2 separate regions of the Homo sapiens genome follow, and region 2 is linked to region 1. Evidence: chromatin loops called from intact Hi-C (ENCODE). Cell type or tissue: sigmoid colon. All regions are shown on one strand. Links, peaks and the distances in the headings refer to the core of each region. The heading gives the core; the rest is flanking DNA.

Region 1 (11,656 bases), core at 2,040-10,039:
CAATGTGACAGCTTTCTGTATCCCAAGCTTTTGCCCAGCATCCCAGGAGAATTGAGCCTTCCCAAGCCATGAATGTGGGGTTTTATTGAGTGGTGGAGGTGGCTCTCAGCAGGATGGATGGGGAGCTAGAAGGGGGATGGAGTGGAAAAATGACCTGACCTGGGAGTTTGGCCATCCAGCAGCTGAGCTCCTCTTCCACCATCCCCAGCCAAACTCCTCTCAGTGTTCAGAAATTCCTTCTCTTTGTTTTCTCTGCTGTGCTGTTCCACTGTTTGTGTTTTTATCTCCTTGTCTCTTTGTCTGCTTGTCTGCTTCTGGAGCCTGGGGTTCGGAGTTTTTGTGGGTACAGGATAGAGGGGCATGGGGGGCCAAAAGGCAGCTTTTTGGGTACAAAGACAGAAATGACTGTTCCCACTTAGGGCTGTGGGTCTCCAGGCTTAAGGGTGAAGCCTTTGCTGGGGAACTGCCCTCTTTTACTCAGTATTTCCCTATCTCCTGTCCATATCAGTAGCAAGTGCATCAAACGTGTTTTGAGGTGAAACATTACACACCAAGGAAGAGAAGAGATATGGAAGACTAGAAAAGGCACAGTCTAAGGATATAGAAGGATGATTTTAATCTATATAATATTGAAAAATTACTAAATAATTTAATTTCAGAATGAAGATGCTGGGACTTCAGGTGGAATAATTATAATTTATTATTTTCAACTCAGTTTTTATACTTATGTGTACCAATTATATAACTGATCTGTCCTGCTTCACCAACAACTTCTACAAAACAAGGTTATATTTATCAAGATATGCTGTATAAACACATTAATATCAGACAAAATAGACTATAAGGCAATACATATCACTAGAGATTAAGTAGACTACTTCATAATTACAAGAAGTTTAGTTTAGCAAGTGGCAATATAAATTCTAATTTGGAATGGACAAACTATATGACATATATATGTATAAAAATGAGCAGAACTAGATTGAGAAATAATTAAATACACAGTGATATGGGAAGATTTCAAAGCAGCTTCCCCTAATGGTAATACAAACTTTGAAACTGCAAAATTCATATCCCTCTATCACACATAAACCATCTATAAATTTCAGTGCATTTAAAATAACAGTGTGTTCTCTGACCACAGTAAAAATAAAGTAAACCAGACCACAAAAAAGAAAACCAAACTGGAAACAGCCTGTATACTTGAAAATTAAAAAATGTGTTTATATAAAAACTATGAGAGAAGAAATCACAATGAAAATTAGGAATATCATGAAATACATAATAAAAGTACAACATGTAGAATTTGTGGGACTGTATTAAAGATGAGTTCAAAGAGAAATTTAAATTGAAAATCCTATATGTCTATATTTTACAGGAAAGTCTAAAAATCAATCAACTAAACCTCCATTTCATGGTGTTGAATGTAGGAAAAAAAAGAGCAAATTCAATCCAAAGGCTATAATAGAAACAAAAACAACATGGCAGAAAAAAAGGAGTAGAACAAACACATAAACAAAGGCATCATCAAAGTTGCTAAATTTAAAATATTAATAAAATTGATAAAACCTTTAACAAATATTATGTATAATTATAAATAAGTTCTCCATCTGTTTCAATAAAAAGGCTAGGAGACTACTGTCATTAATTTAATTCTTCATATACTGGAGGATATGTAGCAATGCAGTAGGAAGAAGAAATAAAAATAAAAATATAGCAAAGTAAGAAAATTGATATTATTTGCAGAACAGAGGATCATATATATGGAAAATTCAAGAGATTCTACACATAGTTAATATCAATTAATAAAAGAATTTAGCAAGTTAGATAACTTCAGCCATGTACAGAAATTGTATTTATATGTAACAGTAACAGAGTTAGAAATTAAAATTAGGATATTATTTAAAATAGTATAAAAATATTTACACACCTAACTCTAAATATGTTCAAGAACTCTGCATAGAAAAGTGTAAAATATCATTTAAAAGAATTAAAATAAGACTCAAATAAACAAAGAAACAGAAGGACGTACTACATTCATAGGTTGTAAGACCCAATATTGTAAAGAGGGCAGTTCTATGAAAATCATTTATTACCATTCAATCAAGATTCCAACATGTTCTTACTGTTTTGGGAATATTGCTCGTTAGGTTGTGTCCATATATGTGCATGTGTGTGTGTGTAAATAAAAAGTCTTCATTTCAAAGTCTGGAATCAATTATTTTACAAGTTTCAAACATTTTTCTAGCATCTTGAAAGTTTGTCGGCCCAAAGCACTGTGCCTACAACAACTAATAGGTAAAATGACCCATTTGGAGTTTGGGTCTTTGTATTCCCAGATTCATGATCCTCTTACTATGCTACCTTCTCTCTCTGTTCTAATGAATATATATCATTTAATTATCTTGTTAATTTTAAAAATTAATGTATGTGTTGTTGAATGATTTTACTTTAAAATTTACATAAGTATGAGGTAGAAAATTGTGCTTACTAATTTTATATAACAATGAAGTTAAAATAAACTTATAAACTTTTAACTGATATTTGTGTCCTTACATAGTAAGTATCTTTGTTCTTCTATTTTCATGTTTGAAAAATAACGGTTTCTACCCATATTCAGAAAGCTCATTAAGAATTTACTGCTTTAGCTGGTACTGATTATTCACTGTATTTGTCTGCCCTCTAGTGATTGCAGAATAAAGTCTAAGGAAAAATTACCAGAGGTAAGAGTCAGTCGATTAGTTTTGCAGAAACTCTCATTATTTAAGTTTAACCTGGCTTCTTGTATAACACATTTCTAAATCATTTAGAAATCTACTACATGTCAATAACATAGACATTGGCATACAACAGTTTGATGCTGTTATAGTGTTATACTATGTGTGGATTAAGCTAAACGACTAATAAAATAATTTATATGTTGAAAAAATGAAAATGAATAAAAGGAATATATAATTATACACAAAATTTACTGGGCACCTACTCTCTGTGCTAAGCTCTTTTCATACATTATGTTATTTTATCTGTACAGCAGTTCCTTAAGAAGTCCCTGTTTTATAGATAAGAAAATTCAGGCTTAGTGCGGTTAAGCAACTTGATTAAGGTCAAATACCAGATAATAATAATAATATTAATAGCTATATTTATCAAGCATTTTTTAGTGCCACAGAAAGGTGCTCTGTTAAGCACTTTGTATGTCTATATTAGTCATTGCTCAGAATAGGAAACAAACCACTCTAGAGACTGAAAACAGAAGTGGGTTAATACTGCAAGTGAGATCCTGACAATCAGTGGGAGGGCCAGAGAAGTCGGTTTTTGAGTGGATATTGTGGGATGACTGCCAAAACAATGTGCAACTGACTCATTAGGAGTGCCCGCTCTGAGGTCATTACTGCAGTGATGTCACAAATCTCAAAACACTGAAAAGTCTGAAATACGCATGCAAACTCCGTTGCACAGAAACCTGTTCCTACCACGTTGCTAGCCAGCAGGAACAGCCAAGCGTTCGCGTCCAACTTCTCCCTCTGGTTGGCAGACACAATTCACACCCAGAGCCCTTGCTGCCAAGGAGTCTGCTAAATGTAGCGTTTATCTCCTCAGCTCCTATGTACAAAAAAGGAACATGGAAACGGGTGGGGTTGGCTGCTGGGAGCCAGTCAACCACACCCAGCATAACGCGTTATCCAATTTAGTCCTCATAGAGATTCATAGGATTGTTTCTCCATTTCATAGAGGAAGAAATAGATGCACCGGCAAGTTAAATAATCTGCTAAATAAACAGGATAGGAACCTATGTCTCTCTTATTCCAAAGTGCAGCACATCTCACTATCTCAATATGACACTATGTTATCATTAATTCATTAATTCTATGTTAGTGTTGAACATCTCTCCCTCAACCCCAACCAACACGCACACACACATTTTTTTTTTTCACATGCTTCTTATCAGGATACAACCTAGATTCCAAGAAAAGTGAATTGAAGGTGCTGCTCTCCAGTTGTCTCCTGAGTGAGCTGTCCTCCTAGGCTTGGGATAAAAATATGCAGAATCAATGTACAGCCCTCCTGCATCTCATATTCTTGCGGGAATAATAAATATATTCTCTAATACATGTGATTTGGCCTGAAAAAGGGAGCTAATGGCATTGCTGGCACTGGAATGTGACTGTAGCCAGCATACTTGGAGAAATCAAGGTGTGTGATCTCCTCAGAGCAGAGAAACATCATGTAGTGGTAAGGAAAGATGCCAAAACAGTAGATGCTATTCTTGTCTGTGCAGCTTGACTCACATAGCACCCCTCCCAACAGGCACATGCCACTGGCCCTCCATGACACCTGCTCACCAGACACTGTCCTTCCACTTCAGAAGGATACCGGATCCTCATCAGGCCGTCTGACTTCTTACCTTGGGAATGAGAACCTTGACAGAGGAAGCCTCAGAACTGAAGGTAGTCAGATAGAAAAATTTAGATGGCAGTCCTTGGGGCAGTCATATGCTTTAAGGAAATGCCACGATGCCTGCAGAGATTCCCAGAGGTGCCCTGGTTCTTGCCTTTTCTGAGATGCAATTGTTCACAACATTTTCCATCTTGAAACTGAAGCTTCGTTATCTGGGGTAAATACCAGCAGTTCATTGTCTCACACCAAGAAAATTTGGGACATAGACACACATGAGGATTTTAGGAGCGAAGGTTTAATAGACGGAAGAAAGAAAGAACAGTTCTTTTTCTAGTGAGAGAGAGAGGGGCTTCCGAGGGGAAAAGGCCAAACCGTGGCAGTTTGCTGGATTTATAGGCAGGCTTGAGGAGGAGGTGTCTGATGTACGTAGGGCCCAAAGATTGGTTTGATCAGGTGTGACATTTATGAAGTGGGCAGGGAAGGCTGGTCACCCAGCCCTAACCTTGTTATGCAAATGTCCTTTCCATTTTGACCAGCGCCATCTTGGCTGCTCCTTACTGTACATTGGCTGGCAAAAAAGAAGAGAAGATGAAGCCGCCATTTTGAACACGAATGGCACAACTGCTGGCATCTATGCCTGCAGCTCGAATTCACAGGCTGATTTTTGTTAGAAAAGAAAATGATTTGGGGCTGCTTTTCATTAAAAGCAAAACCTTACCAAAGACTCCAGTACCCTCACTATTTGCCTAAGTGATTTCTTAACTCCTATATCAGAACCACTCTTGATTCTTCCTAGAAAACGTCTCTTCTTGTTTAAGTTAGAGCCAGTTTTTAGTACCTGTTAGCAAAGGTGGGAGACCATGCTGGTAAAGGAGGTAAAGAGATGAAGTGGTTACTTTTTTTTCCTGATGGTTCGCAGATGTGCTTTTCTGAGGAGTCCAATGAAAGACAGGCTATTTTATCATTATGCTTTTGAAGAGCTCACCCTCGCAGTTGGAATAACATGAAAATTGTCCAGGTATCACAATCTACTTTTTAATATTTTCTAGCTGCCTATGACAAAATTTAGGCCAGTTTCCTTCTCTGTGCCACCACAGCTGAGCATATTACTCTAGAAAGCGAATGTGAGCAACGCAGAGCTGCTTAAAATGAGGTGGTGAAGGTGGAAATGGGGATATAATTCTTTCCTTTACAGGGAGCTGGAACAACAAAAAGCAACCAGGAATCTAGGAAGAATAAGAACCCAGGAATGGAGTAAATACTTTTTTACTTTGTGCTCAGATTCTGTGGGTAAGCAGAAGGAGTTGTATGGATTTTTTATTATTATTATTATTATTATTATTTACATGGCTGGTTGGAAACATTGGCCCTGTCCCTTGTTCTCATCCAAGTTATGTATCAGAAGCACCTGGGAAGCTTTTTTAAAAAAACTCTTACACTGATGTTACGTCTTTGATGGTTGTGATTTAGTGCATCTGAGTGGATCAGAGTGGCGCTCAAAAAGGCATATTTTGATAATTCTTCCACATGATTCTAGTATTCACCCTAGTTGTTGATCATTAGCCTAAAATGGATACTGCTGTGTTCTCTTCATGAGCGAGCAGACAGAAGACAGAGTTGTGATAAGAAAGTTGAAAAAGATAATGCCATAAGTGAGTAATGTTGATATCTTGAATTAGTAGTAGCTGATTTGAATTTTAGGAATTTGAGATTTAAGTGTCAGAATCAGGGATATAATATTAGGGAAAGTGATTTTTGCCTCTCTGAAAGGAAGCTGGCTTTTTTTTTCCGGAGCGTTTATAAAGGAGCTAAAGTGCCCTCAAGTGGCCAATCTCTCAATTACATCTTAGTGAAAAAATTTTCTGTGAAAAAGATGAGCAGAGAAGAAAAATAACCTTGGAACCCAGGATTTTTAATTTCAGATATTGGTAGTTGTGGCCTGAGAAGGAAATATGGATACAGTGAGGTGTGACTGTTGTCTGAAATAACCTGCAAAAATTGGTGGTGAATTTTTTTCCATACCCATACTTCCCGTGTGCTAGGGATATATATCACCTTAGAAGATCCACATTTTACTTTTAACTAGGTTTCTTATTGTAATCTAGACTATATTGTTACATAGACTCACCTCCTTAGATTTACTTGCCATCAAAATGCACAAGGATTAGATCTTCTGGGTTGATATTGAAAAATAAGGGTCTTTATTTGTTTATAATGAAGATTATTCATTAATTTATCCAACAAGTACTAATTCAGCAGGTTTTTTTGTGCTAGTACAGCTCTGGGCATTTGGGTAACACTGGTCAACTAGACCACAAGTACCTGTGACCTCAGTGATATGTATGGGGTGTATGTGGAGCATGTTTAGAGAGAAAACAATGCCCAATTACTGCCCAGCCTAACTCATCATCACTCCTCAATAATAAGCAAAATCAATATATATCGTTTTAAATGTTTTGAAGGAAATAAAACTTGGAGAATATAGAATCTGATGTGTGTGCTGGCAACTTTAGGTAGGACTGACACAGACTGAGGTGGCTTGAGTTGACATATGAAAGAAGAAAGGTAGACTGTAGGAAAAATAGGGGAAAGAGCAATTCAGGTAGAGGAAAAAATCAGGGACAAAGATTCTGAGGAGAAAAAGAACTGATCATGTTTACAAGAAGAGAAAAGAAACCAGAAATGCCAAGCACAGAGAAATGGGGCAAATGGATCAAGCTGAGGTAGACGAGAAGAGGAAAGAAACCAGAAATGCCAAGCACAGAGAAATGGGGCAAATGGATCAAGCTGAGGTAGACACAAAGAAGAACCTGCCCATTGTGTTTTATTCCAAGTTCTTTAGGAAGCCATTGAAGGCTTTTAAGCAATGAGGTATGAAATGAGTCAATCAATCAGATAACATTTTTTTAAAAGTCACTCATATACTGAGGGCAGTGTTGATTGGGGTGAAACAAGAAAATAAACAAAGAGATCAGTTAGAAGGATATTGCACTAGTCCAGGCAAGACTAGATGCCAGCTTGAACTAGAATGGTAGAAATGGGGATGTCAAGAAATGGATATTTATCCAATATAAATATTTGAAGAAATGGATATTTGAGAATTGGTTATGTATCCAAGATAATATTTGAGGGAAAAATTGACAGGTCTTGTTCATGAATTAAATCTAAGGGATAAGGGAAAGAGGGAATGATGATGACTGCAGTATTTAGGTAGAGCGTGGTGCTGTTTATTGCTATAGGTAAAACAGAAACAGATGAGGTGGGAAAGTGAGAGTTCCCTTTTGGACTTGTTACTTTTAAGATGCATGCAGTGTATACACTAAAATGTCAACAGACAGCTAGCTCTAAGAATTTAGAGCTCAGAACCGATGAAGAACTAGAGCTATACATTTGGCAATCAAAATCTATTCATATCATGTTATTTAACGCTATGGAAGCTAATGAGATTATCTAGAAAGAGCTTAGAAAAACAAAAATAACGTGAATTGAGCCTGGGGAATTCTAACTTTTTGAAGTCTGGTGAATACAGTGAAGTCATCGAAGTAGATTGAAGTGAGATACGGTAAAACAACAACAACAACAACAACAACAAAAACGAAAAACAGAAGGTGTGATCTCTCAGAAGTAAAGGATAAAATTTCAAGGAATGAGTGGCCACTTATGTGGATGCTACTGAATACGAAGTAAGAGAAGAATTGAAAAAGGCTCTCTGAATTTGCCAACATGGAATTTTTTGAGATTTTGACAAGAACAATCTTAGAGGAGCGGTGTGGAGGAAAGGCAGACTGGAAGGTGTTTGAAAACACATTGGAACATCATCAAGAAGATAGATCAAGTACAGACTTCCAAGAATTTTGCCCTAATGGGCAGCAAAGAAATAGGTGATAACTTGACATTTTTCAAGTAATCTTTTCCCAAAAGGGAGTTAAAAAAGATTGTTTTCATAGTCAGTGGACCAGCATCTCAATAAAGAAAAATATCAACAAAAAATTGATGATGCAGGAATGAGGTCATTGAGAAAGTTAAACTAGGTGATAAGCAGAGTCAAGTGGGATAGCAAGCCTTTAAACAGAAACAGGACACCTTTTACACACTACGAGCAGAAGAGACAGAGATTTGGGGTATATATGAAGATCATATTCATCTTTAGCTGATGCCACTTGACTATCTTTAAAAATCTTGTATTTTGAATTATAAGAGATCACATTCTTTGCTAACATGTCTTTGTGCTATCCAAAATTTGGGAAACACTGGGCTAAACAATTTTTTTTTAAACTTAAAAGGGTCTTCAGACCCTTTAATTTGTGCATGTGTATTGTGAATTTCCAAAAGAGAGTTTATAACATAGAGCATTTCCCAAACTGATTTGATCATATAAACATTTTTTCTTGAACTATCCATTATTCTTGTGGGAAGAAGTTTTCCAAGAAACATACTTTAAGAGATTCTAAATAAACAAAATGACTAGTGTTTATTTTCTTAAATTTAATTTTTTAGAGAGGACTTTCTCTTTATATGCTTTGTCGTAAATCTCATTTTTCTAGCACTCATACAAAATAAAGAGATTGGAGATAATATGGTAAGCCTGTAGACATATGTTATTTATAGTAATTTCTTAATCTTCCCTTAATAAACCTAACACTAATAGCAAAAGGACTACTTTTTATCTGATATCAAAAAATAAATAAAAATTTCTTTATTTACAAATAGAACTAAACATGTATCACAATTGCATATCACTTATGCTTTGAATATAGTAAGATCTGGGAAATTCTCCTGCCTAATATACTATAGCATCTTAGAAAGAGAAGTCATTTTATACGTACTTAGTAAATAAGTAAATAAGTGTATGATTTCCCATTTACCTTGTCCATTTATTATTAAATAAAAGAGACCCAGTTCACATGTGCAATTTACAAATTTGAAGTATCTATCTGCTCTATTGCTATATTAAAATGGTAGCAATTTTTTTTTTTTTTTTTTTTTTTTTTGAGACGGAGTCTCTCTCTGTCACCCAGGCTGGAGTGCAGTGGCGTGATCTTGGCTCACTGCAAGCTCCGCCTCCCAGGTTCACGCCATTTTCTTGCCTCAGCCTCCCGAGTAGCTGGGACTACAGGTGCCCACCACCATGCCTGGCTATTTTTTTGTATTTATTTTTAGTAGAGGCAGGGTTTCATCATGTTAGCCAGAATGGTCTCGATCTCCTGACCTCGTGATCCACCCGCCTTGGCCTCCTAAAGTGCTGGGATTACAGGCATGAGCCATAGCAATTTTTTTATGGTCAGAATATATTCCAGAATGGGTGAGAAGGAGAAAATAGCATTTTCCCTTCTCTAGATCAATCAAGAACCTTACTTCTTTTAAATGAAGAATTTAAGGAAGGCAGAACAAGATGGCCAAATAGAACTCTCCAGAAATTCCCCCCGCCATACCCCTTGTAAAGGGACACCAAATTGCACAACTATCTATGCAAGAAAGCAACTTTATAAGGACAAAAATCAGATGAGTGATTATAGTGCTTGGTTTTAACATTGTATCGAAATAACAGACATTGAAGAGAGTGGGAAAGACAGTCTTGCATTGCCAACACCACCTGTCCTCAACCCCAGCAGTGCCATGGAGAGAGTATATTGAGTGCTTGGGGGAGGGAAAGTGAAGTGATTGTGGGAATTTGCACTGGAACTTCGTTCTACCCTTTCACAGTGGAATACATATTACACATGGCAAAATTCTGCCAGTGCCCATGGAGGGAACATTTAAAACAGCCTCAGTCAGAAGGGAAACTCCTGCCCCAGGAGTAGGGGCCTGAGCTCCAGCTAGTTCCACTACTGGCTGACTAAAGTGGCATGGGGTCTTGAATACATTTGAAAGGCAGTCAGACTACAAGGGCTGCAGTCCTTGGGCAAGTACTGGTGCTGTGCTGAGCTCAGAGCCAGTGACTTGAGGTGCACACTTCCCAGTAAAACAACAGCTAGGGTGACGAGGAGAGTTTTTGTATCACCTCACCCCCAATGCTAGGCAGCACAACATGGAAAAAGAGCTTCCTTCAGTTTGGCAGAAAGTAAGGGAGGAGAACAAGATACTCTGCCTGGTAATACAGAAAATAATCTTGTATCTTACCTGAGCCCATTAAGGTGGTACAAGTCTGCAAGATTTGCAGCATTATCAGGTTTGGGGTGCACCCAGTACAATATGGGTGCAGTGACCAAAGACTTAGATCACAATACTCAATTTCCTTTGAATACCTGGAGAACCTTCTCAAGAAGGATGGGTACAAACAAGCCCAGACATTGATGAACTTCCAGAAGCATCAAGACCATCCAGAAAACATGAGCTCAATACACGAACTAAATTAGGAACCAGTGACCAATCCCAGAGTGACAGAGATATGTGATCTTTCAGACAGAGAATTCAAAGTAGCTATTTTGAGGGAGCTCAGTGAACTCAATATAACACAGGAAAGGAATTCAGAGTTCTATCAGAGAAATTTAACAAAGAGATTGAAATATTTCTTGAAAATCAAGGAAAAATTCTAGAACTGAAAAATTCAATTGAGAAACCAAAAAATGCATCATAGTTTATCAACAGCAGAATTAAGCAGAAGAAAGAATTAGTGAGTTTTAAGACAGGCTGTATGAAGATACACAGAGAAGAAGAAAGGAAAAAGAAAAAAGGAAATGACGTGAAGCATATCGATTAGATCTGGAAAATATCCTCAAAAAACAAATCTAAGGGTTATAGATTTTAAAGGCAAGGTAGAGAAAGAGATTGGGGCAGAAAGTTTATTCGAAGAAACAATAACACAGAAGTTTCCAAACCTAAAGAAAGATATCAATATTCAGAGATACAAGAAGGGCATAGAACACCAAGGAGATTTAACCCAAATAAAACTATGATAAGGTATTTAATGATGTAACTCCCAAAGATCAAGGATAAATAAAGGATCTAAAAGCAGCAAGAGAAAGGAAACAACATATAAAGGAGCTCCAATATGTGTGGCCACAGACTGCTCAGTGGAAACCTGTAAGCCAGGAGAGATTGGCATGATATATTCAAAGTGAAGGAGGAAAATAACCTTTATCTTTTATCAAAGAATATTATATCCAGTGAAAATAGCCTTCAAACATGAAGAAGAAATAAAGACTTTCATAGACAAACAAAAGCTGAGGGATTTTGTCAATACCAGACCTGTCCTATAAGAAATTATAAAGAGGGTTCTTCAGTCTGAAAGAGAAGGACATTAATGAAAAATAAGAAA
Region 2 (11,656 bases), core at 2,115-10,114, 930 kb before region 1:
ACTTTACCTCCTACTATGCTCATTCTCACTCCCTGCATTCCAGCCACACTCCCTGTTCTTTGAACTCACCTAGCTGATGGTTGCCACAGGGCCTTTGCTTCTGCTACTATCTCTGTTTGGAATGTTGAAGCCCCACATCCATGCAAGGCCAGTTCCATTTCCAGATAAGTCTTATATCAAAAATCATCTTCTCAGAAAAAGGCCATCCCTGACATTTCAATAAAAAGTAGTCTCCCCAGTTACTCTCTATCCCATTTCCCTGTTTTATTTTCAATACAGCATTTATTGCTAGCTGGAATTACTTCAGTTTACTGTCTTTCTTCCATCATTGTAACCACACACCTCAGAGTAAGCCAAATACGGGAGGGATAGTGTCTGATATACTCACTACTATATCTTCTAGCACTAGAAGAATACCTGGCACACAGTAGATACTCACTAGATGGTTGTTGATTGAAAAAATAATCAATAAACAATAAATTTTTTTCAGAGTCATTGTTTCCTCCTTCAACTATCCTCATACATCATAGCGTTTATGAATTTGTAAGTATTTTAGGATGAAATACAGTGACTACATTTGCTCCTTAAATCATTGTTTTTATGTAACAGTTCTAGTTTCTTTTCTACTATAGATCTTAAGGATAAGGTCAAGTTCAGGAGTTGCCCAAAAGAAAAATGTAGTGTACTGCCTCACCCTGGTAAAATGCATTCATTTGACAGAATAAACAGTTTGAAATTGTTCATTACTAAGACATTGGCTCCCATATATGATAGGCTGTGTTAATCTGAGACATGATTTTTATAATTGCATTATGTCTTTTAGAGAACTGTACTTAGGGTCCTTTTTCCCTCTGGGATTTTGAGGAAGAAATCCTAAAATCCATGTCTTCAGTGTGGCTCTTTAAAAAGCAGTTCTTCTTGCTATTTCTGGGAAAATAAAACTTTAAAATCCTCAATCATTTTCCCAGGTGTAAAATGAGCAATTCTTTCAGTACATCAAAAATATTGTTCATCTGCATAGTCTCATGTCTACTGCAACCAGTGTTCTCTTTCTTATTGTGTACTCTGAAGTCAAAAAGATAATAACTCATTAAAATTAAAACCAATCACCTACATGTAAACCAAACCATCAGAGGAAGTTTTTAAAATACTTCTCTAAGCTGAATATTTAGATCTGTTCTACTTAAAATCACATGATGGAAATCATTTAAAAACACTTTCAGTTTAACAATCCCCAGAAGTATAAGAATGATATATAATCATTCTATACCACATTATAAAGGCTGATATATAAAACTGTATGTCATCTAATTAATTTGGGACCCATTAGAAAAATTAGTTCAAAGCAACAACAACAAAAATTACACCTCAAAACTACAATTTTTTTAAAACTATCTTACAAAATATTTGGGGTTTTAACTTAATCTAACACAGGAAAAGTCTGCTTGCTTATAGCAAATATAGATGAAGATGGGCTGGAAGTAAGGGTTGAAATGGGTGCAGAAGAGAGAAATGGAAACACATAAGAAACAATTTAGAAACCTTATAGACTCAGCGTGGTAGGGGTTTGTCTGTTTTAGAGAGAATTAGTCGCAGAGGAAGAAGGCTGTTGACGCCTTTGATCAATGAAAAACCCTGGAGAGGAAAGACTTACTCAGTTCAGGGTTAAATAGAGATTAAAAACAAAATGCTTAGAGGAGATGAGATGGCAAAGAAGGCCAGAAACTTTTAAAGTAGTGGGAGCCAGCACACACAGGAACTATGATCAATCTCTAACGTCTCACACTTCATTCAGAGCTTTCTTCAAACTGCTGAAACCATGTTATTTCATAGCATTTGGGCTGACTTCAATCGTGAAATATTTTTAAAACTGTCTCTCAAAGAATGGAACTTTTCTTTTAAATCATAATTAAATAAATGTTGTTAAAAGGAAACTCTTATAACAAGTTTAGAAATTCCATAATTTCTTTTCCTCAAGAAGTGATCTTATTTTATAGTCCAGATGGTAATGCTGACCCTTATTAACACAAATTAAATTGCATATATCACCTAAATTGTGCCTCATAGTTTTATCCAAGAAAAACAATGAATATTAGCAGATTTACACAGATGTTTCTTCTCTGATAAAAGTAAGAAAACTCATCAGAAAAGATTAATTTTGTCCTCTTACACTGAGATACGAATCAGCCATGTAATTGCTACATAAATATAAACATAAAATTTTTGTATTAGGTATTAGTTAGAAAAAAACAAAGTAGACCTCTTACACAATTGGAGGTGAGAAACTCTATGGAAAGAACGTCATAGAACACATCCATACAATTAGTAACATGAGATTCTGACAAAGTCAGACCAGATGCAAAGCAAAGCAATTATAACTAAAGTTAATATGGTAATATTCATGAATACTTGAAGTTGTGACTAACTACAAGTGAATGACTGAAAAATTTCACATTAGATACCCCTTATTTTTAACAGTGGCCCCATGGTAAATCTAATAATGGGGGTAAATTTTAATAATTTTTCTATAATATGGAATGTACTCAGAAAATGACAAAAATTAAACTCTAGATTTAAATTCCAAAATCTGTAGTATGACAATTAAAATACTACCTAGAGAGGGTACTAGTTAGGAGTACTAGTTAATCTGTATAGGGTACTAGTTAAAGGTGTGGATTCTGTAGGTGGACCATGCAGATTACCATTCCACCTCTCCTGCTGGCATTGGTCTTTTCCAAGTGACTCGACCGCTGTGAGCCTCAGTGTCTTCACTATAACATAGAATAATACTAGTAGTAGTAGGTGGCAGTAATTTTACATAGAGGTGCCACAATATCTTTTTGCCATCCACTGGTTTTCTGAATTTACAATACAGAGCCAGGTTCTCCACTTTGGAGGACCAGAAAGGGTCCTTTATCAATATACCCAAAGTCCATCAGTTTCTCAGTAATAACTTTATAATAACTAAAACCACAAAAGATTGAAGGTATCTAAGAATACCAATCCTTAAAAACAACCCATGAAGTACATATTATTATCCCCATTTTTCAGATGAGGAAACTGAGGTTTAAAAGTTTAACTCTCCCAATATATCAAAACAACTGAATAGCAGAGCTGCTCTTCAAACCCTAGACTGTAACACTCCTATACCACTCTGCAATAATGGTTCTCATGAATGTTTTTATTCTACAATAAAGATGTATAAGGATAGCCACATTTGTATAATCTATCACAGTGGTTCACAAAGTATGGCCTGGAACCCCTGTGGGTCCTTAAGACCTTTTCAGGGAGTCCATGAGGTGAAAACTATTTTCATAATCATACTAAGATACTATTTGACTGTTCTATTTTCATTCTTTCATCAGCATATAGCGAAGTTTTTCAGAGGCTCCATGATCAGTGATATTGCAAGAAATTGAACGCAGAAACAGATATCAGAATCTAGCTGTCTTCAGTTAATCCGGACATTAAAGGAACTTGCAAAAATGTGAAACAATGCCACTCGTCTAACTAAAGTGTTTTTTCTTTTTTTTTTTTTTTTTAGTTTTGGAAAATAAGATTTTTATTAAAATGTTATTTATTTTAACATGTAATGGGATTTTTTAAAATAAATTATCAATACATATTTTTAGATATTCTCAGTTTTTAGTTTGAATCTACTAAACATACTTAGGTATAACACACATAAACAAAAGCTCTTCAGGGGCCTCAATAATTTTTAAGAGTCTAAAGGTGTCCTAAGAACAAAAGGCTTGAAAACTGTGAAGAACTTTCACAGTACTTATGCCATTGCCAATACAAGATTATAGGTAAGGAAAAAAGATTATACAAGGAGTGTTTTTCAATAAGCAGCCAATTTAGTTTGATAGTTTTCTGGTCACCCTGAAATCAAATGTTATTTGTACCACTGCACCTACCCAAACTGAAGGCATTTTTCCATGATGAAAGGCCTTCCAAGAAATTATTGCCAGACGATATTATGTGAATTTTTTTATTGTTTGGGAGGAAAATGGGATATGAATTAAGAAGTGAGAAGTTGAATGATTCTAGGAAAATGATATTTTATTGTGTGTTTTTAAAAAGGAGTCCATATCTTAAAAGATTGATTGCTAAAGAATCTCTTCCACATAATACAGGGAAAGAAGATGAAAAAATTAGCTTACTACCAACTATCATAAGTCTTTAACCTTAAAAAAAACATGAAGTCTACATATATGTGTGTGCTATAAAAATGTAACTATAACAAAAAATACATATAATTTACATTATATTACATATACCATTTAGATAAACCTGTTACTTCTGTGCAGGTTCCCCCAGACTCACCCTCACCCTTTCTTTCTATGTCCTGACCCCAAATCATGAAGTGCCTTGGCTGCTCTGTGACCTCGCCAGCTGCAGTTTTTTCCAGCAGGCTTGAACCGAAACCACGGCCTTGAACATTTCCAGACACTGAAAAAGTTATCTAGGTTGTTGCTCAAAACACTAAAAGAAACTGGCCCCGGGCCCTGAGCCAAATTCCTCAACCCTTGATAAAAACTTCCTACATGACTCCCTCATTTCAGACATACCTAGGTAGAACAGCCCCTTTCTCTCACTGTCCGCCACAAGGACTGGAGCAGCGCTCTGTAAGTTCCCCTAATAAATTCCTTAGATTCATCACCCTGGCGTTTAGTGCTTCTTTCTTTAGAATCTTAACCAGCCCCATCTCTGGATGGTTTGGGGAACTTCCCTGCAGAAATTCCCCTGCCGCCACTTTTGGAGCAATTCCAGCCATGGGTTTGGTAGGACAAAACGTCTGACAGAGAAGAAAATAGGAGGCTCACTGCTGCCTTGATCACTATAACAACTTTGTTGATATATGGATAACTATCTAAATGTTCCAAATACAAACTAATGTTCCTATATCTAGCAAGTGTATATTTAAATGGTGAATTAGGATTCTCCAGAGAAACAGAACCTATAGAGATTAGGTAGATAGAGAGATAGACAGATGATGGATGGATGGATGGATAGATAGATAGATAGATAGATAGATAGATAGATAGATAGATAGATCGATAGATAGACAGACGGTTATAGAGATAACTTATATCAATAAGTTATTGACTCACTGATTACAGAGGCTGAGAAGTCCTATGATCTGACATCTGCAAGCCGTAGACCCAGAAAAGCCTGTGGTGTAGTTCAAAGGCCTGAGAGCCAGAGGACCGATGATGTAGACTCCGGACCCAGCCTGAAGGCTTAAGAACAAGGAGCACCGAGGACAGAAGACTGACGTCCAATTCAAGCAGACAGGCAGAGGAGAGCACAAATCCAATCTTCCTCTGCCTTTTTGTTCTTTTCAGGTGTTCAAAGAATTGGATGATGCCCGACCAGGTGCGGTGGCTCACACCTGTAATCCTAGCACTTTGGGAGGCCGAGGCAGGCGGATTGCCTGAGCTCAGAGTTCGAGACCAGTCTGGCAACACGGTGAAACCCCTTCTCTACTAAAATACAAAAACTTAGCCAGGCGTGGCAGCGTGCGCCTATAGTCTCAGCTACTCGGGAGGCTGAGGCAGGAGAATTGCTTGAACGGGAAGCAGAGGTTGTACAGTGAGCAGAGATCACCCCACTGCACTCCAGCCTGGGTGACAGAACTAGACATTGTCAAAACATAAAAAAATTGGATGATGCCCATCCAGTTATTTTCAGGCGCTCAAAGAATTGAATGATGCTCTTTGGGGAGGGCCATCTGCTTTACTTAATTTACCAGTTTAAATGTCAATCTCTCCCAGAAACATCCTCATAGACATACCTAGAAATAACATCTAAACAGACATCAGGGCATCCCATGGCCTAGTCATATTAACACATAAAACTTACCATCACAGATGGTGTTTGTCACCTCTAACCTATCTCCAAACAAATCATAGATGATTTTTAGAACATAACTTTTTAAATTTTTTAATCGTTTATATTTGCTGCGTAATCTTTTCTGTCTTATTTCCCGTATGTATAGAATGATAGCGCATAGAAAGAAATAATTCTCACATATTTAAACCAATGTTAAATGGTTATAACATGTAATTACTGCAGCCTCCAAAAATGATGATGATGATGGCATATTCATCAAGATGTAAATGTATTAACAAAGCAATGCCAATTGCTTAAATTCTGGTACCTCCATATATAGTCTACATCATTATAGAGGGGCAGGAGAAATGCAATAGCAAAACTACCACCTTAATAAAACAGCTCAAAATAATTTACAGGCATTTTTACTTCAAGATTTCTTAGATTTGCTGTTTGGCATAAACTAAGTAAGTATAAGAGACCAAATATGTGAAAGTAACAAGTAAGTGCAAGAAAAAGAAACATATTCCAAATAAGCCATAAACAACCTCTCTACTACAGAGAAAATACAGTCAAAGGCTGTTGAGTTATCCACAGACACAAAGGCATTTTTTAAAAAGTGGGTGATGGTGTGGAGGGAGGAAAGAGATTTGACTTTAATGTTAAATGTTATTGGAGTTAGCAAGCATTAACTCTAGACTATTTTTCTCTCTGATTTACACAAAGGTCAACCTCTGACTGAAAAATGTGAGCCACAAGTGAAATATTTAATTTGTTAGACGACCTCTAGTGGTCATCCAAGACACACGTTGGCATGTGAAAGAAGAGTTGTTTATGTTACCGAGAACAAAATGATCAAATAACTAGGAGGGATCAGGAAAATGTCCTTTACGGTAACAGAAATTTTCGCTTGATAAAATAACTGTAGAGTATATCAAAATGCTTTAAAATGCATGCACATTAATCCTAAAAGTCTATTTTTAGAAAAGTATCCAAAAAAAAAATTTGACAAAGGCTCAAAAATGTTATGAGCAAGAAAGTTTATTCCAGCATTGCTGAGCAACAGTGTGTAGTGGCAAACAATGTCAATTGATTAAATAAATTATGGTACATTCATATAGTGAAATACCAATGCAGCCATCAAGAATAATAATAATGTCATTATGTTAAGTGAAATAAGCCAAGCACAGAAAGACAAATATCCCATGTTGTCACTCATATGTGGCAGCTAGAAATGTGGATCTCATGAAGATAGAAATTAAATTGGTGGCTACCAAAGGCCAGGAAGGATAAGAAGGAGGGATGATGAAGGGAAAATTATATATAGAGATATGTAAATGTAGTTATTACCACTTAACTGTACACTTAAAAATGGTAAGGATGGTAAATCCTATACATGTACTTACCTCAATAAAATTTATTAATAATAATGATGACATATTTATTGAAATGAAATGAGTTAGCAAAATAATGTTGAATTTAAAATCAAGTTAAAATTACAATAAAATAATATATAATACCACCCTTGCTAAAAAATTATGAGTGTTTTTATCTGGAAGGTATAAACTATATAACCAAAGGATTAGAGGTAAATCTTTGAATAGTAGAATTATAGATGGGATTTGTTCACAAATTGATTTTCTCCTTTGTTGTATATTAACATATTATTTTGTGATAATGATTTCTATAAAAATTAATACACATAAAGAGATAATGGTCCATGAGATTACAGACTATTTCTCACAAAATTTATCAAGAAGGAATTTTTCCTGATCCATCTAGCCCTACCACCTTTGATGGACTTTGCAAATATCTCAGTACAATCCAACTAGCTGACATGTTTTCTCCCTCCCTCTAAAAGGTTGAAAGATAACATAGTATCCTATGCACACTTCCTTCCTGGAGCTTTATTTTTTTAATTGCACCTTAATTGACCAAAACAAGAAAGCATACCATAGATTTATTTTTATTCTTGAAAGAATAAAGGGTTTTTATCCAGGAATTTTGATTATTTAACCCAAATATTTAATTTTCCCAACCCCAAATGATTGAGGTAGAGAAAAGGCTATAAAACACAGAATTTTAGGGGTAACTCTGTCTGAAGTCATCATAAGTTTTGTACCTTAGCTTCTTATATCACTTTTACTATCAAATGTCCTTTTAGAAAGCATTGTCCACATTATAAAAATGGTCCAGCATCCTGAAATTGCTTCATTTACATCATAACTAAAGGTCCTTGATGGACTAAAGAGTCATTTTCTACACTGTTCAGGGAGTGAACATATGCATGACATGGATGGGACATAGGCCTGATATACCTTCTATTTGTTCTCAAGTTTCCATTGCCTTTTGTATTATTTTCTATTGTTCCCATATCAAATTACCACAAGTTTAGTGGCTTAAGACAATGAATTTTATTATCCTACAGTTTTATAAGTTGGAAGTCTAACACAGGTCTCACAGGGCCAAAGTCAAAGCTGTTTTCCTTTCTGTAGGTTTTGATAGGATCTATTTCCGTGACTTATTCACCTTCTAGATGCCTCCTACATTCATTGGCTTATGGACCCCTTTTTTCACCTTCAAAACTAGCAAAGGAAAGCCAAGACCTTCTCACATCTCATCGCTCTAACTGCTTACATGGTTACGTCTCCTTTTCTAACTCTGCCTCCTCTTCTGCCTCCCTCTTCTACTTTTAAGGACCCTTGTGATTACACTGGGCCTGCGCAGATAACCCAGGATGTTCTCCCTACCGTAAGGTTAATTGACTAGCAATCTTAATGCCACCTGCAAGCTTAATTCCCTTTTGCCATGTAACCCAACATATTCATATGTTCCAGAGATTAGGACGTGAACATCTTTGGGGCCATTATTCTGCCTACCACACCATTTAAAATGTTAAAACATTTATTATGCCAAAGGAAATTATGAAAAGATACGTAATTTGTAGAATGGTATTCTACACAATGGAAGAATATCACATTCCATATAAAATTTGTCAAATGGTAGTTATTCTCTAAAGGTGGCTTTCTAATTAACCACGCTTCCAAATAGTCACGCCTTTATGTTCCCTCATTTTGGACCTAGGCTGGCCCTGTGACTCATATTTGACCAATAGAATATAGCAGAAAGATTCTGCATGACTGCTGAGGCTAGGTCATAAGAAGCCATCAGCTTCCACCTGAGTCTCGGGATGTTTACGCTGAGGGAAGCCAGCTACTGTGTAACAGGCCCAACTATCTTAAGAATGCCATACTAGAGACAGAAAAACCTGGAAGTCAGCCCACAGTATCCCAACACTCCCAGGTGAGATGCCAGATAAGTAAATGAAGAAGCCATCTTAGACATCCAACCCAATCAAGCCTTCAAATAATTCCAGCAACAACAATCATCTCATTACAACTGCATGAATGACCCCAAGTGAGAACTGACTAGCTGAGCCCAACCAACCCACAGAACAATGAATCACTAAGATTGGGGATAGTATTTTGCATAACAGTAATTGACAACCAAAATGAATGGTTTCAGACACAATTAGACATCTGTTATCAGAAAGGCTTTATTTTTCAAAAGCAATCAAAATTTCAGCTAACTGGGGTCTAACCCAAGAGAGTCAATTGCTTTCTCAAAATCCCAAATATGTGATGCATTTATAGCTTTGCTTTTTTATTTCAGAATAATGTTTGTACATCCCCCACCCCAAAGACCTGTAAAATTCTGAATTGTTAGAATTTTATCATTGGAATTTTATATTGTTAGAATTTTATTGCTTTTCCAATAACTTTTTATTACTGGAAATTTCTGGTAAAATATCATTACCAACAATACCAAGAGAAAACTGTAGAATAGTTATATTCCTCTGTCAGCCAACCAAAAGGCTAATTGTTATTTTTTTAAGTTGAATTAATCTTATTAGTTTATTCATTATCCAAATAAAGAACTGTTGAGCAACTACGTGCCATGCACTATCCTTGTCATTTGGACTACAATGTTAAACAGAATGTGCTTCCTGACCTCAAGTGTTACAGTCTTGAGGGGTAAAAGAGATGTCAGACAAGTAAATCAATTTTATAATACAATGTAAAAAGGTCTGTGATAAGGAGGTAAACTTACAGTATATGAGCACAAAAAAAGAAGCAGCTAATCTGAGTGGGGTTGGAAGTGGTCTAGCATTTAAATCATCTTCCAGGGATAACACCAGGGATGAGTCTTCCATCACAAATAAACATAACTTGGGAAATTTCAAGCAAAAGTAACAGCAAGTACAAAAGCATTGAGGTGTAAAATAGCAAAGTATATTACAACAACTACTTGTGATTTTAAAATAGGGAAATAAGTTTAAAATTAAATATATGTAGATGATTAATTATCCGTTCTCCTCTTCCACCACTGCCAAATTACTTACAGAATGTGTTTCATCTTTCATGCAATGTTAGAATAGTTTCTTGAAGGTGCCTGAAAGCACTACCATTTGAAGCCTTTGTGAGAAAAGCAGACTTTGTCAGGATTACATGTGTCTGGATACTGAATAACTTGCTACACCTGACTGATTACAAGTAATCTGAGCAAATAACAGATAATCAAAATCAATTTCGCTCTAAACAGACTTGCAAACTCCCAGAAAGTAAGTAAATTTGACTCATGGTCTAACAGGCTGTGTTTGTCCAATCGCCCATAGCAATAATGTTAAGAGTATTTATAACATTCAACTACAGAACTACATACTGGTTATCATTAGGGTCAATTTCAACCCTCATGAATAAACTTTCTTTTCTGTTGTATCTTGACCAGAATTGTATTGTATTGATCCAGCAGGAGTTGATATTTAAAACCAATCAATACTTGGCACTTTTGTTAAAAGAACCCAAACTAATATGAATCATTGAAAATAGCTTCAGTTTTCTATTAAATCCAACTTCCTCCTCCACTAAACTTCTTCATCAGAACAGCCAATAAATCAAACCACAAGATAACCTGAGCTCACCTCCTGTTTCTGGTTGAAATGCTTAATTAGAATGTCCTAAATACAGAAGCAGAAGAAAAAAATCTGTACCATCCTAAAACTGCCCTTAAGCCAACAGCTAAATTATTTAGAATCAGCTATATTCATCAAAAAATGAAAACCACAACACTTTAACAGAACAACTTCAAGCCAGAGTTACCAAACTTGCACAAAACTGTTGTTAGACCTGAAATAAAATGAAACCAGAAATACTCTAAATTATATTTAATTTCTCTGAAAAAAATCAATTAATTCAATAAACGTTGGCTTTACTTTCCTTATACCTTGCTCACTTGGATATATTAACCTAAAGTTGTAAGAACAAAATAAGGCAAACTCATAATAGTTCACATGTAATTGACACAGTATCTTTAATCACATTCTCTAGATTTTACCTGCCCACAATATGCTTTTTGAATTAGGGTAAGAAGAAGCAGTGAAAATTTTGTATCGTCTAAGTTCAAGGAAAATTTTCTTTGACAATTTCCATCTGGCACATTGCATTTGACAGGGCCAATCCCCACTGTCTTGTATGATGTAATGCATCATGACTGGTGTAATCCAGGCAGATCACCTCAAAGGAGCGCTCTGGCGAGAACACCCCATGGGAAGTAACTTTTTTCATGAGTAATGAATGTATTACAAATGTATGCTATATTTCATTTTCCTTGACATGACATAGCCAGGAGCTATGAGATGCAAAGCATTTTTGTCAAATTATTTTATTTTTGTTATTTGACTAACAAGTAATTAGGTCGAAAGAAATATTCTAATATCTTAGTTCTACCTCTACAGGTAAAATAAAGTGAAGTTCAGGCTAGG

The links. A loop is a pair of places that touch in the nucleus more often than their neighbours do. Peaks named below come from ENCODE experiments on the same cell type or tissue, not always from the same donor. Only the 100,000 strongest peaks of a DNase experiment are listed, where the experiment ranks them.
Region 2: a loop joins it to region 1, with 5 times the contacts of the local background. A loop is called at or near these places in 2 of 110 quality-filtered maps.

Annotation. Positions count from the first base shown.
Region 1 is chr1:192,468,831-192,480,486 of GRCh38, reverse strand. No RefSeq gene overlaps it. Among named protein-coding and RNA genes, the nearest start is that of RGS1, 100 kb to the left of the region's middle. In sigmoid colon, for the core only: CTCF peaks have their summits at 2,679 (motif pointing left) and 6,225 (motif pointing left); a DNase peak (open chromatin) is centred at 3,446.
Region 2 is chr1:193,401,977-193,413,632 of GRCh38, reverse strand. No RefSeq gene overlaps it. Among named protein-coding and RNA genes, the nearest start is that of LINC01031, 100 kb to the right of the region's middle. In sigmoid colon, for the core only: a CTCF peak has its summit at 6,631 (motif pointing left); a DNase peak (open chromatin) is centred at 4,492; H3K4me3 peaks cover 700 bases.